Regions from separate parts of the Homo sapiens genome. Here region 2 is linked to region 1. A link is a loop called in an ENCODE intact Hi-C map of the cell type or tissue named here. Cell type or tissue: PC-3. All regions are shown on one strand.

Region 1 (8,000 bases):
AGAATTAGTAAAAGCTTATCCACCATGATCAAGTGGGCTTCATCCCTGGGATGCAAGGCTGGTTCAACATATGCAAATCAATAAACATAATCCAGCATATAAACAGAACCAAAGACAAAAACCACATGATTATCTCAATAGATGCAGAAAAGGCCTTTGACAAAATTCAACAATGCTTCAGGCTAAAAACTCTCAATAAATTAGGTATTGATGGGACGTATCTCAAAATAATAAGAGCTATCTATGACAAACCCACAGCCAATATCATACTGAATGGGCAAAAACTGGAAGCATTCCCTTTGAAAACTGGCACAAGACAGGGATGCCCTCTCTCACCACTCCTATTCAAGATAGTGTTGGAAGTTCTGGCCAGGGCAATCAGGCAGGAGAAGGAAATAAAGGGTATTCAATTAGGGAAAGAGGAAGTCAAATTGTCCTTATTTGCAGATGACATGATTGTATATTTAGAAAACCCCATCGTCTCAGCCCAAAATCTCCTTAAGCTGATAAGCAACCTCAGCAGTCTCAGGATGCAAAATCAATGTGCAAAAATCACAAGCATTCTTATACACCAATAACAGACAAACAGAGAGCCAAATCATGAATGAACTCCCATTCACAATTGCTTCAAAGAGAATAAAATACCTAGGAATCCAACTTACAAGGGATGTGAAGGACCTCTTCAAGGAGAACTACAAATCACTGCTCAACGAAATAAAAGAGGACACAAACAAATGGAAGAACATTCCATGCTCATGGATAGGAAGAATTAATATCATGAAAATGGCCATACTTCCCAAGGTTATTTATAGATTCAATGCTATCCCCATCAAGCTACCAATGACTTTCTTCACAGAATTGGAAAAAACTACTTTAAAGTTCATATGGAACCAAAAGAGAGCCCACATTGCCAAGTCAATCCTAAGCCAAAAGAACAAAGCTGGAGGCATCACGCTACCTGACTTCAAACTATACTACAAGGCTACAGTAACCAAAACAGCATGGTACTGGTACCAAAACAGAGATATAGACCAATGGAACAGAACAGAGCCCTCAGAAATAATGCTGCAAATCTACAACCATCTGATCTTTGACACACCTGACAAAAACAAGAAATAGGGAAAGGATTCCCTATTTAATAAATGGTGCTGGGAAAACTGGCTAGCCATATGTAGAAAGCTGAAACTGGATCCCTTCCTTACACCTTATACAAAAATTAATTCAAGATGGATTAAAGACTTAAATGTTAGACCTAAAACCGTAAAAATCCTAGAAGAAAACCTAGGCAATACCATTCAGGACATAGGCATGGGCAAGGACTTCATGTCTAAAACACCAAAAGCAATGGCAACAAAAGCCAAAATTGACGAGTGGGATCTAATTAAACTAAAGAGCTTCTTCACAGCAAAAGAAACTACCATCAGAGTGAACAGGCAACCTACAGAATGGGAGAAAATTTTTGCAATCTACTCATCTGTCAAAGGGCTAATATCCAGTATCTACAAAGAACTCAAACAAATTTACAAGAAAAAAACAACACCATCAAAAAGTGGGCAAAGGATATGAACAGACACTTCTCAAAAGAAGATATTTATGCAGCCAACAGACACATGAAAAAATGCTCATCATCACTGGCCATCAGAGAAATGCAAATCAAAACCACAATGAAATACCATCTCACACCAGTTAGAATGGTGTTCATTAAAAAGTCAGGAAACAACAGGTATGGAGAGGACGTGGAGAAATAGGAACAGTTTTACACTGTTGGTGGGACTGTAAACTAGTTCAACCATTGTGGAAGTCAGTGTGGCAATTCCTCAGGGATCTAGAACTAGAAATACCATTTGACTCAGCCATCCCATTACTGGGTATATACCCAAAGGATTATAAATCATGCTGCTATAAAGACACATGCACACGTATGTTTATTGCGGCATTATTCACAATAGCAAAGACTTGGAACCAACCCAAATGTCCGTCAATGATAGACTGGATTAAGAAAATGTGGCATATACACACCATGGAATACTATGCAGCCATAAAAAAGGATGAGTTAATGTCCTTTGTAGGGACATGGATGAAACTGGAAACCATCATTCTCAGCAAACTATTGCAAGGACAAAAAACCAAACACTGCATGTTCTCACTCATAGGTGGGAATTGAACAATGAGCACACTTGGACACAGGAAGGGTAACATCACATACTGGTGCCTTTCGTGGGGTGGGGGAGAGGGGAGGGATAGCATTAGGAGATACACCTAATGTAAATGACGAGTTAATGGGTGCAGCACACCAACATGGCACATGTATACATATGTAACAAACCTGCAGGCTGTGCACATGTACCCTAGAACTTAAAGTATAATAAATAAATAAGTAAATTACTTCATGAACACAAAAAAAAGAATTAGTAGAAATTCCTAAATTTGCAAAAATTATTAGCACAGTTAAGAGATTTTCCTGGGTGCCTTCAGAAGCCTAGGAACAGGAGTAGATAAAAATGAATAGAAGGGCTCATTCCTGATGTGGAATTTTCAGGATGGTTACAGCAGAAGAGTAAGGGAAGACGATGGAGAAGAAACTGGTCTGAAGAGATATTATCTGTGTTATTTCATTAAAGCAGCAGCAATTTCTCAATAAAAAAGGTATTTGTTAGACATTGAGTCTAATTTACAGATGAACAAAGTTTGAAATAGCAGGTTTTCAAAAGTGGCAAAAGCCTGTAGTACTCTCTGATTCCAGGAATGTTCTTTTCCACTGTACATTGCCTTATGGGAGTGAGTGAATTGGAGGTTTTGGTAATATTGTCATTAAAATTATTACGTTAACAGTGAGATTAATGCAGGTAGTTGGAGTTGGAACCTAAGTAGGCGGGGGTTGACGTGTTGGGGAATATATTAAACGTGAAGAGTAGGTTTTGAGGCAACACAGTAGCAGGAACCCATTATAACACTATCCATACATTATAACACTGTGAATAGAGCAGGAGATCCCACTCTCTGAGTGAATTATTTTGTAAGTGGAGACAAGGTCCAGGATGTGGCCACGACATTGTTACAATGAAATGAAGATGAAAGGCTAGAGAAGCTCCCAATGGAGGAGACTTACAAGTACTAAAGAGATCATCTACTTAGTGTGGAAGTGACACAAGATGATGCCTGGAGATTAGGAAAAGAGTGCAAACCAGGGGCAAGAATCATCAATGACTGTGGAGACAGATAGAAAAGGGGTGTGTGATAAACAAGAAACCACTAGAGAGCAGAAATATACTCCTGCTTTGTCTGGCCTGACCCTCCCATACACCATGAGCTGGCTGGCCCATCAAGGTCAGTAATCATCACTTTTAGATTTTCCTATAAAATCCCAGTCACCTTCCACGTCACTTCTTTCTAACATGCACTTTCTCTGAGCTTATTTCAAGTCTACATTAAAACTCTTGGCTCTATGAGTCTAACCACATCCATAACTGACACCGGACTTGGCTTTTCTCATATTCAAACTTCAGCTTTTTTTTTTTTCCTAATGAACTCTTATTCATGAGGCTGTCTTTTGTGTCCTTCTTGTTTCTTGGGTTAGAAATCCCAGCCATAACTTTTACCCTAAACCACATCCCTGTGTCTTAGAGAGTGGCATATCTGGAAGGCAGGAGCTTCAAAGAACAGCTGGCCTTTCAGTGAAGTGGCAAAACAATATTGGGCTGATTCAGAACAAAGAGTGCCATCTACTGAAAGCCCACTTAGCTGTTTAGTAATTTATTCAGCTGTATGAGTTATCATAAAATAGTCTCAAAATAGCATTGTGAAAAACATGAGATGGGAGAAAAGGACATGAAATGTTATAGCCAGGTAATCCTAAAATGTGGTGGTTAAAGGCGGAAGTCAAGGTCTACCCTTACCCACTGAAAAAAGGGTCTCTGAGATTGTTTTCCTTCCTATGGGATTCTGTGGGAAGTTTCCAATAGACAGTCACCTAGAATAGGGAAATGGCTTTTTATTACTAAAGATGAATATTTAATAATAATCATTTGGAGAATTAAAATAGTTCAAAATGACAAAGTAGACCAAAGTAAACTAGGATAAAACAGAAACAAATTATTATATGGAGGCAAGGAATCCTATTCCTGTATGGCAAGACGATGGTACCTGAATTCATAATGTACAGTGGTCCAAGCAGATTGGTTAGAGAGCAACAACCGCATGCATTTTGCAGGGAATGTCTCTCACCCTGTTGCCACTTTTTTCAGTGCTCCATATGCTAGATTGCAACTACAGATTTAGCCCTTTTGCCCAAAGGCATCTGAACCTGTGAAAAGCCTAGCTGGGGCACTTTCTATTGTTCATTGACAACTTGTCAATTTACTTCCAGGCAAAATAATTCATAAACATGATAAGTAAGGCAGATAAAACAAGAATTCTTTCACACTTTGCAACTTTACTGCAAAAATGGCTTATTTTCCATAAATGTGTGAAATCTCCCCTCTGAATTGTGACTGTGCATTGAACTTTAAAACTGTTTAGAAACAGCACAAGCATTTCACAATTCCTGACTGTAATAAGATGAATGTTAAATATTAAACATGCATTAAAAGTGATAAAATAAAAGATTTTCAAACGTTCACTAGCATCACCATATTTCTCTTTGATTCTCAGAGTTAATAAAAGTTAAGTTTAACAATACTCTCTAAGAGACAAATGTTTAAGCACTATCTTCTAAATTTGACATTTCATATATTTATATTAGCTATTATCAAAACCCTTATGTCAGTTAAAAAAAGATAAACTATATTATTATTAAATTCAAAAGCAGTATGTGGTATGTTAGCATATGTTCATACTGTAATGAAGTGGCTTTTGTTTCTGATATTTATAATCATTCCATTTCTAATGTACTGTTTAAATATTGAAAGCTAATTGTGAATTCTTTTAGGTAAAATATTTTAAGTAGATAATAATTTTGAAATATATTATTCTCTAAGGCAAAGCGGTCTATTTATGTGTAGTTATTTATAAAGTCGTAGTCTTTAATGAAGCCATGTTCCCTGGATTCAATTCCCTGGTAATGGATTAGATTTTAAGCTTCTTGCTTACTGTGATGCCATCCCACAGTTACACTCGGCGGCCTCCTGATTTTTCCCAGGTGAACCTCCATAACACCAAACATCCTAATTTTGGACAGACTGAAAATGAAGGGAAAAACGAATGAGATGGGATCCAAACATACAAGACCAGGTTCAGCTTCCTGGCTTTGTTCTTCTTTTGTGACCTTTGCCCCTTAGACACAGTCTAGATTCCCGACATTTCCAGATAGAGGGTTTGAAGGTCCTATTAGCCTTTTCCCCCTATTTCCCCACATTTTCTTGACTTACTGTAGAATATTTATAAACAGGAACACATATTCATCTGTTACATAACAAATGGCTTTTGGGAAATAAGTGAGAGAACACGAGAAAAGAAATTTCAAAGACTGCAAAAAAAGGGGAGTACAACAAATCTGTGATAAACAAGGGTGCCTCAAAATAGGACACGTTTTGCAGGAGGCAGCGTCGAATAGTAGAAAGAGCCCAGAACTGGGGGGCCAGGGACCTGGGTTCCAATTACGTCACTGGTATTGAAGTTCTGATTCTCGAGGAGTCCATCCAGTTCGGACCTCGGTTTGGATCAGTTTTCCCCTCTTGGGAGAAAGAGGACAGTGCTGGCTGGGCTCCAGATCCCCTACTGATTTTTTTTTTCCTTTTGAACACAGGGATTTCCTGTAAGATTTTAAATGAAGAAAGTCTTCTACTGCTGTATAAAGAAAAAAAAAAGAAGAAGAAAGGTATTTACTGCCAGATCTAAAATTATATTATTATGTGAATAATGTAGTTAGATGATCTAACTTAATTCACAAAATGTTTTTCCAAACAAAATCATGTAGATTACAGATGACTCTTGTGTTTGCTTTAAAACAGGTGATGAATATTATGAAAAACTCCATCACCTGATTTTTGTGTGAACATAGAGAATATACATACCTGTACCAATGAACCTTCATTTTAAATGCTACTTTTTCTACCTGAATTTTTCCAGCATTCTTATCCTATAAGCTGGGGATTGCAGTAGCTTATATGATATTAGAGATTAATAAATCTCTAATTTATTAATCTGTTAGTTTTGTTTTAAAAAATTCTAGTTTTTTTTTTAAACCTAACAGATTAATAAAATAGAGAATGTATTTTTTACATGCTGTGTGATGTTCCAATTTCCACATCTGAGTATCTTGGTTTCATCATACCCAATTCATCATCCTGGCCATTGGCTATATAGAAGCAGGCCTCTTCCTCCCTACCCCAACCCCATTTTATCTAACTGTTACTTCCCACCCTCAATTCGTGGACTGTTTTTCTCCCCTCAGCATGAATGATCATGTAATTTTCCCATGAAACTAAATCTAGTTTATGTGCCCAATTCTCTAATTGTCAAGGTCATTTAAAATTTTGTTATTATTATTTTTAAATATGTTCACCATGTAACTTAATCTGGCATCCTTAGCAAATTAATAAGCACTCTATACACATTGTTACTAAAATTGTTGAAGATTGTCACTTGAAAAACCTTGCAAAGAGAAAGATCAGTAACCTAGGAGTAAATTGTTCAGGATTGTTGGAGAAATAGAGTATTTGTTGTAGAAATTCACCCCAAGCAGATATTGTAAGAAGTTAGAAGAAAAGCAGTGAGTTAAAATTAAGAAAGGCAAATAATAGGGCTCTATAAGAGTCAGGAGTATAAGAACGAGAACAAAAAAAAAAAAAGAGGAAAAATAAAGATATAAACCAAATGTGTATTTTGGCGCTATCAAGATACAGAACTTGTATTGAATATGCAAGTTTAGAATGTATTTGTTTAATTTAAAGCACTTTGTTTCATTTAAATACACAGCAAAGAGACTGCTTAGCACTGGACGTCAATTAATATTCTTCCAAAGGACTGGCAGGAAGCCATGGTGGACGTCTAGTCAGAGACAGTGTGTCACACTACTGTTGACTGTAAAATTAATTACCATTTCTAAACAAGAACTCTGTGATGCATATTCTTCCAGGCAAACTACACTACCCTCCTAGCATTAAAGGTTATAAATAATTATTTTTTCTTAAACGCTCTTTAGAGGAATTACAAGCAAAAACATTAACAGTCTCAAAAATAATGATAAAAAGAACACCCATCTATGGTGGGACAAGTCGACATTGTGAAGACAGGATTGAATATTAAGAAGTGTCACCTACCTAAAGTAAGTGTTAGACATTCGCATGATGGCATCAGCTGCTGATCTAATGCATCTGGAGCTGCCCTGTCACTAAGGCATTGCTAACCAAGGCAGAGACACAGACAAAGCTGCTTCATCATTAATGTCAGTAAAAGGATCTGGAGGAAAAATAGAGAGTCTCTGGAGACCTTGTCTGGACTTTTTGGAGCCTGGACAACAGTCCTTTCCAACAACAGTCTTTTCCAACCCAATAGCAGCTGCAACAAAAGAAAAAAGGAGGGCATTGACTTGAGTTGTCGTTAAGTTCAAAGAGGGAAGAATAGTAGCCTGTGATGAACCTTTATAGTCAGAGTTATTAATAGGGAGTTCTTTTTTATAGCTTTTGAAAATATCACATTTATGAAGAGTGCTAAATTATCCGGGGTTATTGTTTGGCATGTGTTGACTGGTCAGTTTTAAGCTGATAAAATTAAAATCTTTTCTATCTCTGAAGAGGCTAGAAGAGTACAAAATTCCTTTCTCAGGGTTGTAGCATATAGATTTAAAATAGCACTATCAATCTAGGGAAGTACACTTCTGGCTCTTGGTTGGGTACAGATTGGTTCAAGGATCATATTCAATGAGAAGTTATTAATGTTTCAGAGGCAACTAAAAGGACACATAAAATGATGTTCTGCAGGGGTCTGTCTAGGATGGTAATATTTAACATTTTATCAGTGACTTGGATGATAAAATATGGAACATGCTCATAAAGTTTCAC
Region 2 (8,000 bases), 100 kb before region 1:
TCTACGTCTGAACTGAAATTGAACTCTGGCACTTTAGTTCACATGATGTTAGAACAATATAACTTTTTGTTTTGAAGAAGAATGCCTTTAAAAGTCTCATAAATGAGTCCAGCCTGTTCTTGGATATCAAGTAGCCCTTATAAACTCTAGTACCTAAATTCTGTGTCATTGTGAATAAGTAACTACCTAAGAAGCACACATGTACAGATTATGTACCTCAGATTACACACAAGTGTAGAAATAATAAAAATGTATTTGCCCCTTTAAAATCTGGTATTGGAAATTGCAGCAAGAATTGAGGAAAAGAATATTGAAAGACAAAAACAGATTATGATCCAATATAACACATTAATTAATCTAAAAAAAGGAAATTACAATGTTAAGTAAGGCTGGAGATATGTCTAAAGTACAACAAAGATTACTGGAGGAATTTTTTTGTAGTTTTTCTTTAGAAATGTCTATACTTTTAAGTTCCAGGTAGTATAGAACAAAATTTTCATGCGTTTTTCTTTCGTGATCAGTACTAAAATAGTTGTTGTCAAAAGAACTATTGAGTATCCAAAGCATGCAGAAAATATCTCATAAAACAAACTAAAATGAATAAATTTGTATAAGAAAGCTTTTCTCAGGCTTGTCAGGAAAATAATCCAGAGTGACTGTGAACTATAAAAGCTAGACAACTTCTCCAAAATAGCAACAGGCAATGATTTCTTAAGGAAACCCAGAGGAGCTTAAAAAATAAATTCAAGGATCCAGCTTATTTTCACTATTTTTGTGGAGTCTCTTCTCAAAACCAAGAACTGAAGTATGTATTAATAATATGATAATAATTTTACTTAAAGGAAGAACAGAATCTGTTCTCAAATAAGAACTGGACCATATAAATATGGTCTCATTGATATATATTTCAAAACATGTACTACTAGTGATATGGTTTGGCTCTATAGCCCCCCGCCAAATCTCATCTTGAATTGTAGCTCCCATAATTCCCACATGTTGTTTGAGGGACCGGGTGGGAGATAATTGACTCGTGGGGGCAGTTTACCCCATATTGTTCTCATGGTAGTGAATAAGTCTCACGAGATCTGATGGTTATATAAGGGGAAACCCTTTCACTTGGCTCTCATTCTCTCTTGTCTGCCACCATGTAAGATGTGCCTTTCACCTTCTGCCATGATTGTGAGGCCTCCCCAGCCACACCATTAAACCTCTTTTTATTTATAAATTAGTCTCAGATATGTCTTTATCAGGAGTGTGTAAACGAACTAGTACAACTAGATTTCTCTGACATGAAAACCTTGCACATTAGTTTCACTTACTTATATGTGTTAGTGGAAAGCGTGTTAAACAGTAGAATAGAAAAAAAGATTTAAAAGTAGGATTATCAGTGGGGCAGGAAGTTCTGGATCCCAATTCACCTACAAGAGTAGATGTCATATCCAAATATCCAGGTTTGTGGGCCTTAATCCTGCCATGCACTTTCCTCTTAACTTGTTGAATAGTTTAATAAGTATTGTAAGTTAAGTATCATAAATGTGTAAGCCCTGTTTACAATGATAATGTCCTATTTTTGTAGGAAGGAGTTGTCAGTAGAATATACAAATAGTCAGTATTTTGAGACTGCTATGATGGTGTGCTTATCAAGATGAGCCTGGTTTTCACAAAGAATTGACCAGATCTAGAATATTTAGCTCCTGTTACTTAGCCAGTTAATTCTGTATTTTCTCAGATTGTATACTAAGATGAGCATTTTGGCTAAGATGAGCATCAAATTCCTCATTTGATAGTCAAGGTAACGTTACCCAGTTGGCAATATATGAACCATTATTTTGGAAAATATGAACAATTCTGTCCCAAATAAGTTTGATTTGCCTGGTTCCATAGAATTGAAAATTATATCAACTGAACTATGCTTAGTCGCTTAGTGTTCTTGCTCATATATCCTTATTTGGAGATAATCTAAAAAGCCAACAAACAAAACAAAACATTTCCCAACCTCTAATCATGCTGTTTCTCATTGAAAAATCTCTTGGATTCAGTTTTAAAAATAATAGATTAACTAATAATAAAGAAAGTAGTACCTTCCGTTTCAAATCAAGAGCCATTTATCAAATGCTGCGTTTGTCAGGTTCTGTATTCAGGACTTGAAAGAAAAAGATGAGGCTAATATGGTTTCCACCCATGGATACACTATTTTATATTTGGCAGCATGCAATTACATTAGGATAATTCCTGTTTTATCCTCGCTGGGACTCCATGAGATAGATATTATTTCCCCCATTTTATAGAAGATAAAACTGAAATGAAAATATCACTTGCCCAAGTTCACATTTTTACTAGAGCTAATACTATAGCCCATGTATTTTTCTGACTCCCAATTATTTTCTCTTTTGATTATTCAAAAGCATATGTTTTCCCTAATGTTTTTAGTCAAGATAAACCATGTAGATATTTTAGTGCAGAAGTCTTTCTACTCCAAAGTAAGAATTTCTATACCTTGTCTAAATTTCAGTAGCCATTTCAATATCATAGGAGCAGGAAATTATTCAATTCTTGAGAAAATTCATGCACCTGTGGATTTCATCTTTTGTGCCAGATGAATGGGTGAGGTTGGATTTGATTTGCTCCATGACTAAACTCTAAAATTGGGATTTAAAATGGGTCTGTAATCTCACTCTGATTCCATTTCTCCTGTAATGCTGCCTAATGGTTATGCAAGTCTCAGAAACATATTTAAAGTAATAACATGTCCTTTTATCCAATAACATCAAGCTGAGATCTTTTTTGTTCACTTTTGCTAGACCTTTAACCTTTAAAGGTGAGTCAGGCAGCTGCAGAAAGCCTGATCTTAATTTCTGCCCCTGGCAAGACTTTTTCAAGTTCATCTTTTTTCCCTTCTCTCAAAATCTGATGAAAAATGAAATGTCAGGAAACAAGCTCTTGGGCTAAAAAACTTGTGTCTGTCTCTGTGACAGATGTCATTTTGAAAGGTTTCAGGTCACCTGTCCGAAGTGTGCCAGTGTGATCTGCACTCACGTGACTCGACCTCACACCAACATTGAGTTCTGCTTTTAAAAATAGCCTTGAAAAAGAATTAAATGATTTCAAGTCATTGCTTTTTCCACTGTCTTTTAACTCTGATTAATGAGACAAAAAAGGGGGGTAGGGGAGAGAGAGAGAGACTTTTAAAAAGGACAGCTTGACCTCTGGGTGCCCCTGGCAGTGAACCAATCAGCATTCTTGTAATCCAAACACAGATGCCTGGAGCTAAACAAATCCTATACTTGTGAACAAGAATTCAGCTTTCTGTCAAAATACAGTGAAGATCGCACAATAATGCTTTTAACAAAATATCATGAATTAAAATTTAAATGTATGTGATTAATCGAAAAAAATAAAATTAAACAATGTAGAGTTTCAATAGTGGCTCAATTTAGTTGCAAATCTTTCCAGCAAAAATTCATGTGTTTGGAAAAGTCCTGTATCTTAGCTCCACCCTGGACATAACTCCTTAGTATTTTACTTCAGAAGCACCACTGATGTTATTGTACAAATCAGTAGTTTGTAATGACTAATTAATGGGGTTGAACTCTGTTCACTTTCCGGATTAGTTATACAATGTTTGAATTATTTATCACAGTGATTTAAAAAACGTTCCTTTTTTTCTCCTTTTTTCTCCCTTTTCCTTATGGGCTTTTATCATAGTCCAGGCAATTGAATAATTTTTTTAAATAGATAATTTTGTTTCATCAGTTTGAGAGTAATCTTGGGGCTTTGCCCCATAACCAAGAAAATAAAAAATTACAGTTTCAAAGACATGTTTGTTAAATCTGTCACTCTAAACAAGAGGCCAGATTGGGAGAGGTGAGATGACCCATGGATATAAACCCAGAACCTTTAATAGCACAACAGAGATGTTAGCTTTTTCATTTTCTTTGCTTGATTCTTATGTTGGCCCAGCCTTGACTTGAAATGAAGATGCATTTCTTGAAGACGTGCTCATTGTATCCTTGTCTGGAACAAGGTTATTAGTGTGTGTGAAAAACTTGAGGGAGAAAAAAAGAAGCGTAGACCTAGAAGGCAATTAGTTAGCTTGAAATAGAAGTGGCAAGCTGATTTTTGGCAATGATTTGTGAAATATTTGTGAAATTTCTTTACCTTCTACAACGATGTTTTAGACTGGTGCTTCTCAAACTTTAATGCACTCGTGAATTACCTGGATCTTGTCAACATGCAGATTCAGATTCAGTAGGTGTGGGGTGGGGACTGAGTGTCTGCATTTCTAACAGATTGCCAGGTGGGGCAGATGCTACTGAGCCTAAGGTTTTAGGTGACTCTTTTTAACTCTCCACAAGTGTGTCAATTGCCTCAAGATTCCCATATAGTTCTGAGGTTCAAAAAGATTATTTTAAAAACTCCCTTCTGACACATTTTTCCTGTTTATGATCTTTTTCTATGTGTCAGTGACTTGATCTCTTTTAGGAACTTTCTAATTTTAATATAACTGTAGTTACATCATCTCAAAATGACTCTACCTTATGAAGAAAAGATACACATAAAGATGGAAACAATGTCAGGTTTTGTCACCCTTGCTCTTCAGTCGTTAGTTTCTCACTAGGTTTTGGTCTTGGTGAGAGCATTTTGTATTCTACTAGGTAGTCTCATTAGTACTGACACATCTCTTCTTTGCTATACTGCAATCAGAGAGTGTTCATAATCAAAGGTTGAAGGTCTTTATAAGAATGCACTTGGGCTAAGAAGCACCCAGGGGAAAAACAGTTAAAAATAAGAGCAGTCAGAACTATCAGCAGTGTTTAGACCCAGATAACCACAAACATCCTGGAATTTACTTAACCATGTCTGATTTCCCAGTGAGTCATGTTTACAGCTTTAGATGTTAGTTTACTTTTCCTTCATTTTTTTCTTGATCATTCATGCAGTAGAAAGTGGAAACGAAATCTTCCATGGCAATTAAAGTGCCAATACTTGTGCTAGCTATGTGTTCCTGCTACTGATAGGGAGCGATCTGGCCATTAGTCAAACAAAGCTGTACCAATTTTCTCATGCTCATTACCTATTTATAATATGGACATTCTTATGGCATATTATGCAGCTGCTTTAGCAGGGAACTAATGTCAAATGAGAGTGCCCGATTTAGCTTTATCAAGAGAAAATGCACCATATTTAATGCTCAATTTTCATTCTGTGTATGTTAGATATACACGTGATTGCTGAGAATTTTATTCCAGTGTATTCGTAATTGTGTATTCCACTACAAGTTATTTTTGAACTTGATAAAGATTCTTACTTTCTTTTTGGTCAAATGCTAAGATTATTTAACAAGTGGAAAATAATATTTGCTAATTTTCTTAAAAGGCTGAAGGTGTTTTCTGAACTGAGGGTATAGATGATTACTACCTTATATTAGAAGAACCAAACTCTGAGGTTGATTGTCTATCACATAGTAAGGCTTTACGGACTACTATACCATTTCTTCCATAAAAGCCTTCATTTTATGTTGCCAATTTCATCTGGTGAGTCAGCCGGACACTCTGGACACATGATTGTGGATTAGACCCAGAAATATAGATTCCGTTACTGCTATTACACTAGACTCTCAATAACATTACTCTGAATAAGCTTTCTCCTATGAGAAAACCGTTTCAACCTTTTTGATGAATATTGGTGGAAGAAAATAAAATGGGGGACATGGCAGTTGTGAAAAGAGATTTTTTCTGGCTGAAATTAATAATTCTGAGCAGCACTAAAATTAATTACTCTGTAGTTATGAGTAGGCAGTGGATTTATGGTAAATGACAGAGTGTTTGCAAATTTTCCTGACTACTCGATTAGAAAATGCACAAGTGGAGGCGTCAGCCGAGCATGCATTATTTAAGTGGTTGGTGTCTGGCGACAATCTGGAAACTGCAATTGTTGTGGTTGCCGTAGGAAAATTCGCACTTTCTGAGAGAAATTCTTTCACCTTTGTGTGCCCACAGCATGGATCTCTCCTCATGGCAGCTGTAGGAAACACAGGAACTCCGTGACCTGGAAAATGTGGGACAACTGCCACAAGGTGACCCTGGAAGGCTGGGGTAGGCCCAATTAATTTAAAATTTTGCTTGGCCTTGTCTCTTCCAATTTTCTAAATCTTCTGGAAAAATGATTAATGCGTACACTGCCAATGCGAAAATATTTTTGACCCTATTAAAGTCGACCAAGGGTAAACCAAGTGTAGGCTGGCATTGTATCAAACTAGCTTTATTAAATTTGATTGGAGGTTTGTATGAGGAAGGGACAGACAAGGACATTATTTTGCACAGCGGCTCTCTTTTAAATGAAAATATCAAGAGGAATACAAAGTAGCAATATGCCCTGGACAGGAATCATTTTAAATATAGAAAAATACCACCAAGAACTTTGTTTAAAGGGTAAACTGTATTTGCTAGAAAATATTCTGCTATCTTATTGCTATGCTGGTCAATTATCAATGAGGGTGTTTAAATTTATGCAAGGCTTATGGAAGTCTTATATTTCTTTATTTATAGATGAGCTAATTCCACCTTGCTTTCTTTCTCTTGTCTGTTACCAAATTCTACAACTTAAAATAATCTTTCTGCATTTTGAACCTTAGCAGAGCAAGGCTCAATCTTATAGCGTTCCCCCAATGTGTCTATCCCACACAGTTTTCCAATTAATTAATAAAGTGATTAATTTTTTTCCACTTGTTATGTTGTTTTGAGTAAAAATGGCACAATTCTGGCACAATTCCAAAGGATAGAACTTCTCACAGGCACTTCTTCTCCAAGAAAGAGAAAATCATAAGATATAGTGAATGCATAATTCAATTTACGGGTCAACACCTATATTGCACATTTAATGTTTTCCAATAGTTTTCTCAAACCTAGGAGATATTCAACCACATGAATGAGATCATAAAGAGTATATTTTACCCATTAAACATGTGGAAAATATAATACTTTCCTTTATAGTAGGGCTGGATCTTACTGACCTCGATAGAGCTAGTGTATAGTAAATACTTATTCAATGACTGAATGGCAGAAACCACCTGTAACCATCTGTCTTCCAAGGGAAGACTAGAGCTACAGCTGGAATGACAGCTTAGCTAATGGTAATAGCTCAGTGAAGGCTCTAGAATACATGAGTAATTGTTAGTCATTTTAGTCTAGCAAGCATGGATGTGGAGAATAGGTAGTCACAGGAGTAAAAAAAAATCCATGACTTGGGATATTAGCTTTGCCTCAGACTTACTAACTAAAAGACATGAATGAACTATTTATAGGACTTGTCATAGATTGTGTAACTCTTCACCCACGGCTTTCCTCCTCTGCAATGTCTCTTCCTGTAGGAAGGTTATACATTCCTGCACTATTTAACTCAGGCATGCCATTTTGATGTGGTTTAGCCAGCGAAGTATGAGCAGAAGTGAGGTATGTCACTTTCAGGCAGAAGAGTAAAAGCATAGTTGGATTATTCCCTTTTCCCAGTGAATGACCATCAGCAAAGTTCCAGGTAAAGGGCAAAGTGGAGTCAAGTTATAGCTGATTTGTGATAGGCACAACAGTGTGAATGGGAAAAACACTCTTGTTACTGTTAGCCATTGAGATCTGGGATTGTCTATTACCACTACAATACATAGCGTATCCTGACTGACACAGATGTAAACTATATCCTTTTGGCATGAGTTAAAGAATATGGTGTTAATTACAACTCCAAGAGTTTTGAGATGAAATTAGCTCTCATCTTCCTGCTGTCATGCATGGGAACCTGCTTGCTTTCACACCTGTATCTGTTCTTTCCTTGTTAACGGATAGAGCAAACCTGGGACCAATGGCCAAGCCCCTGCCTGTGCTCTGGATCTCATCACCTCTCAAATACTTACAGCCTTTTCTCTGGGAGTTATCTCTTCTCTCCGACAATGCCAATCTGTCCTTTTCTAGTGGGCCATTCATATCTTCCATGGTAAAAACAATTCTTTC

Evidence for each region. Peaks named below come from ENCODE experiments on the same cell type or tissue, not always from the same donor. Only the 100,000 strongest peaks of a DNase experiment are listed, where the experiment ranks them.
Region 2: it touches region 1 in a loop (4-fold over the local background); 2 of 110 quality-filtered maps call a loop at or near these places.

What each region holds. Positions count from the first base shown.
Region 1 is chr5:93,088,181-93,096,180 of GRCh38, reverse strand. No RefSeq gene overlaps it. Among named protein-coding and RNA genes, the nearest start is that of LINC02058, 150 kb to the right of the region's middle. In PC-3, a CTCF peak has its summit at 3,706 (motif pointing left); a DNase peak (open chromatin) is centred at 3,680; H3K27ac peaks cover 512 bases.
Region 2 is chr5:93,189,166-93,197,165 of GRCh38, reverse strand. It overlaps LOC105379083 (a long non-coding RNA gene), which reads left to right and starts at 5,977. Exons shown (of 3, transcript XR_007058869.1): 1 at 5,977-6,095. RefSeq lists an enhancer at 5,519-6,806. In PC-3, no CTCF peak of the experiment used is centred here; DNase peaks (open chromatin) are centred at 4,875 and 7,155; H3K4me3 peaks cover 923 bases; H3K27ac peaks cover 5,074 bases.